Linked DNA regions of Homo sapiens: region 2 is linked to region 1. A link is a loop called in an ENCODE intact Hi-C map of the cell type or tissue named here. Cell type or tissue: heart left ventricle. All regions are shown on one strand.

Region 1 (2,500 bases):
ATGTCTGATCTCCAAACACTGGCCTTAAAGCTCTTCTCTTTTCCTGTCTCTTTGCTACCTACGTCAGCTTCTTGATGCGTTTTCTTTTCCTTTTTATGAAACTCCTTACCAACAGGATGCCTTCTCCTGTGTACATTGTATCCAAGGTCTTCATAAATTTATGGACCCAGAATTGAAAAACCAAGGCTCATACCTATAATTCCAGCACTTCAGGAGGCCGAGGTGGGAGGATCGCTTGAGCCCAGGAGTTTGGGAACAGTCTGGGCAACATATGGAGACCTTGTCTCTACAAAAAATTTAAAAATTAGCCGGGTGTGCTGGCATGCACATGTGGTCCCAGCTACTTAGGAAGCTGAGGTGGGAGGATTGTTTGAGCCCAGGAGGTCAAGGCTGCAGTGCGTTAGGATCACACCACTGCATTCCAGCCTGGACCACAAAACAAGACCCTGGTTCAGAAAAAAAAAAAAAAAAAGATTAATCTCTCAGCACTTGGTCAGTTCCTGAAACCTAGGCATGTTTGATTTTTTGCCTCTTTAAAACATCCAAGCGCAAACCTTGACACCTGCATTTTATAAATAGCATAAGAGAAAACAGACTACTTAAGCTTAAAACCAAAAATTCAAGTGTGATCAAAAGGATTGCCTTGCTTGTGATGCATGGAGCAAAGAATTCCTCTTTGGAGTGTTGCTAAACGCTCCTGTCAGCTCCTGAAACTGGACCTGCAGTATCAGTTTTTTACCTGCTGTGAGATCAGTTGACAGGATCAACCAGCTTTACACCACGATCTCTTGTCCCCAAGGGAATGATGGATGCTATACTTTGGAAATGGGATACAGGACTTCGTAGCTACGCTTGCAAAAGGCATATCACACATGATGCTTGTTTACAATCAGTGATTTATTGACCATGAGGAATTTTGCCATGGAGAAATTAAGAAGAAGGAAAGGAACATAAAAGTATTTTTGAACCATGCATAGTGGCTTATACCGGTAATCCCAACACTTTGGGAGGCTGAGGAGGGCTGATCCCTTGAGACCAGGAGTTTAAGACAAGGCTGAGCAACCTAGTGAGACCTCACCGCTACAAAAAAGTTTTCAATTAGTTAGGTGTGGTGGTGTACACCTGTAGTCTCAGCTACTTGGGGAGGCTGAGGCAGGATGAGGCAGGAAGATTGCTTGAGTCCAGGAATTTGAGACTGCAGTGAACCATGACTGTGCCACTGTATTTCAGCTTGGGCAATAGAGCAAGACCCTGTCTCAAAAAAAAAAAAAAAGAAAAGAAAAGAAAAAAAAAAGGACTGGATCTGTGTTGGCTTACTGTTATATCAGTAGCAACTATTTTAGCACCTAGCTCATAGTAGATGCCCAATAAAAATGTATCAACTGAATGAATGAAAGAAAATGATAACTTATATCAGAAGGAAATCTACATCCTTGATATCACTCAAAAAAAATTCCTGTGGCCAGTAGGTGGGGCCACAGTTGTCACTATTAGCTGGCTTGGAGCATACATTATGGGTGCCCAGTTTACACCCAAATTTCCACTTTGCCTTTGCTACTGTAATTGCTGCCCCGTGCCTTTTTTTTTTTTTTTCTTTTTTTTGAGACAGTCTCGCTCTGTTGCCCAGGCTGGAGTGCAGTGGCGGGATCTCAGCTCACTGCAACCTCTGCCTCCTGGGTTCAAGTGATTCTCCTGCCTCAGCCTCCCGAGTATCTGAGACTGCAGGCATGCGCCACCACACTCAGCTAATTTTTGTATTTTTAGTAAAGACAGGGTTTCGTCGTGTTGGCCAGACTAGCCTTGAACACCTGACCTCAGGTGATCCACCTGCCTCAGCCTCACAAAGTGCTGGGATTACAGGTGTGAGCCACCACGCCCAGCCCTCAAAGTAGATTAAACAACAAAAGAGACATCTTGGTCCCTGCCATTGGAATGTCCAGAAATGATGCTGGCTTCAGGAATGACTTGAACCCGCAGCCCAATGGCATGATCAAGAATCAATGTTCTTTTTATCCCTCACTCTGACTGGAAGATCAGCTTCATCTGAAGACCAGCTTTCCTCCTGATGATGGGATGGCCACCAGCCATAGCTGGGGCTTCATGCATCCACACCCACATCCAGTGAAGGGAGAGTGGGGAGGTCTCCCTCCAGGCCCAAGTAGGAGTACTGACATTCAGTGTGATTAAGCTGGCTTGGGTCATAGACTCACCCCTGAACCATGATGCCACCAGGAAAATGGAATGTGGCCTTTGTCTTGGGTAAAACAAGGCCTCCTGCTGAAGCTACAGAGGATCAGTTTCCCCCAAAGCACATGAGTTGCTCAGGTGAGGGGCTGGATTCTGGAAGGATGTGTGGGCCCTACTGGGAAGGTACATGGATGCTGGCCAGGTAGGCAATCAATCAGTGGACATCTAATAAGTGATATCTGGAATGATGCAAGGAATGTGTCAAAAATGTCTCTTCAAATTAAGATTCTACCCAGGGCCGGGCATGGTGGCT
Region 2 (2,500 bases), 150 kb before region 1:
TAACTGAACTTGGTTATTGCTGCACCTAATAACCTTCTACTAAGAAAACTAGGATACGGGAGAAAGAACACTGGCCTGGGAGATAAGACTCCTGAGTTCTACTATGAGCAACTCTACCCACAAAGCCAGTGACCCGGTCAAGTCACCCACCTGCTAAGGCCCAGTCTCTTCCCCTAGCAACTGAGGCAGCAAGAGAGAATCCCTGCAGACTGTTCCTGCATTACTACCAGTCTCCAGGGCAGATCTAAGGGGGGAATCAGCAGACACTTAAATGAGAGAACAGAGATGCTGACGGACGTTTAGAGGCGGTCGAAATCTGGAGCACGGAAAGGAGGAGGAAGGGCTGTTAGGGGTTAGTGGGGAGTGGAGACGACGTCTGCAGCTGAGGCTGGTGATACCCTCCACGCCCCCGTAAGCCTCGTCCTCCCAGATATTCCCGTGCAGCGCCTCAAGGCCAAACACACGCCTCTCCTGCAAGCGATCGGACCCTCCCCCGCCTCATACTCTAAGGTCCCGAACATACGGTGACTTCACCCAGGCCTTTCTCGCTCCGGGCCCGAAAACCCAAAGACTTACCCTCCTGGGGCTCCCCAGAGGCCGGGGCGGGGCTGCTGTCGCTGGCGCGCGTCTGCTCGCGAGGTCCCCTCTTGTCCACCTCACCAAGGCTGTTCTGCTCCTGAGGGGCCCGGGCCGGGCCTACGGGGCAAATCCAGGAGGGTGTCCTTCCCGGGGCCCAGATCCGCCTCCCTGGGACTCACCGTACAGCGGCGGCCTGGGCCAGGCCCCCAGGACACACACGGGCCAGGCCCGGTTCCCGCCGCCCCTTCGCCTCCGCCTCCGCTGCCACCTTCGCCACCTCCCGCCCGGTTCCCCTGGCCGCAGGGCCGCCGGCTCAGGGGCTCACGCTCGGGGGTCCCCGCTCAAGCCTCCACCCGGCCCGTGCGAACCCTGGCCCACATAGCTCCGCGCCCGCCTAGGTGCTGGCCTAGGCGCTCAGCGTCCAGCCCCGCAGGCTCAGCGATTCTCGTCCACTGGGGGCCAAAGCCTGGGAACTAGAGCAAGCGGTGACCTGAGGACACACAGGAAGCGATGGCAGTGCGGCGGCAGCGCGCATGTGCGAACACGCACCCAGGGAGAGGCGCACACGCGCAGGAGTTCACCGGAAGTCCGCCTCCCAGGGCCCACCGTTGGTCCCAGGACAAGGGCCGGACTCTATTTCCCATGAGCCTACCAGCGCCCCCCAACTTTAGGGGCCATTTCAAATGTCTCTACCCCGTCTAAAGGTTAAGAAGCCCCAGGCTATATGAGCTTCGGCAGCCCTGATCCCCGGACTGAACTTCGCATTTGTCTTTATTCCCTTTTAGGGTCAAGTCCAGGGCTGCAGTGACTGGGTCCTGGAGCCCAAGGCCTCCAGGTTAGAACCGAGTTTCCCATAACGAGAAGGAAAGGAAAGGGTGTATCGTGGTCACTGCGCTGAAATGCTAAGAGAAGTTTCACTCAAATACTAGGACAGGATAAATGCCCAGCGATGCTTTCCAAGGAAGAGAAAGAAAATAGAATTTGTGGCCGGGCGCGGTGGCTCACGCCTGTAATCCCAGGACTTTGGGAGGCCGAGGAGGGCAGCTCGCGAGGTCAAGAGATAGAGACCATCCTCGCCAACATGGTGAAACCCCGTCTCTACTAAAAATACGAAAATTAGCTGGGCGTGGTGGCGCGTGCCTGTAATCCCAGCTACTCCGGAGGCTGAGGCAAGAGAATCGCTTGAACCCGGGAGGCGGAGGTTCCAGTGAGCCGAGCTCGCGCCCCTGCACTCCAGCCTGGCGACGGAGCGAGACTCTGTAGCTTTTCTAGATCACACAGCAAATGCCTAAAAACTGTAGAGAAATCAGGAAATACACAAATCGAACAAAGAAAAGATACCTGTGATTTCACCTTCCCCAGGAGGATTATGTTTAGGGTTAGGTTATGTTGACCAAAAAGACTCAAAGTTTGTAAAGAGTTTTATTCTGGGCCTCCTATTTGAGTGACCATGGCTGGTGACACAGCCTCAGGGGGTCCTGAGAACGTGAGCCCAAAGTGGTTGGGTTACAGCTTGGTTTTATACATCTTAGGGAGACAGCAGTTACAGGCAAAGACATAAATCAATACATGGGATGTACACATTGGGTCAGCCTGGAAAGGCTTTCAGGTCACTAGCAGATTCAAAGATTGGCAGTTGATTCAGAGTTAAGTGTTGGCTGAACAGTTGGAAGATGACGTAAAGAAATGGGCCATTGCGGTGGCTCTTGCCTGTAATCCCAGCATTTTGGGAGGGTGACCTGGGAGGATCCCTTGAGGCCAGGAGTTCAAGGACAGCCTGGGCAACACAGCAAGACCCCCATCTCTACAAAAAAAAAAAAAAAAATTATCCAGGTGTGGTGGTGCATGCCTGTAGTCTCAGCTACTTAGGAGGCTGAGATGGGAGGATCGCTTGAGCCTGGGAAGTTGAGGCTACAGTGAG

What was found. Hi-C counts contacts between places; a loop is a spot of excess contacts. Peaks named below come from ENCODE experiments on the same cell type or tissue, not always from the same donor. Only the 100,000 strongest peaks of a DNase experiment are listed, where the experiment ranks them.
Region 2: it touches region 1 in a loop (4-fold over the local background); 3 of 110 quality-filtered maps call a loop at or near these places.

What each region holds. Positions count from the first base shown.
Region 1 is chr7:6,573,665-6,576,164 of GRCh38, reverse strand. No RefSeq gene overlaps it. Among named protein-coding and RNA genes, the nearest start is that of ZDHHC4, 2.5 kb to the left of the region's middle. In heart left ventricle, a CTCF peak has its summit at 1,487 (motif pointing right); no DNase peak of the experiment used is centred here.
Region 2 is chr7:6,728,378-6,730,877 of GRCh38, reverse strand. No RefSeq gene overlaps it. Among named protein-coding and RNA genes, the nearest start is that of ZNF12, 23 kb to the right of the region's middle. RefSeq lists silencers at 298-347, 758-867 and enhancers at 1,018-1,227, 1,279-2,254. In heart left ventricle, no CTCF peak of the experiment used is centred here; DNase peaks (open chromatin) are centred at 677 and 1,117; H3K4me3 peaks cover 1,968 bases; H3K27ac peaks cover 1,148 bases.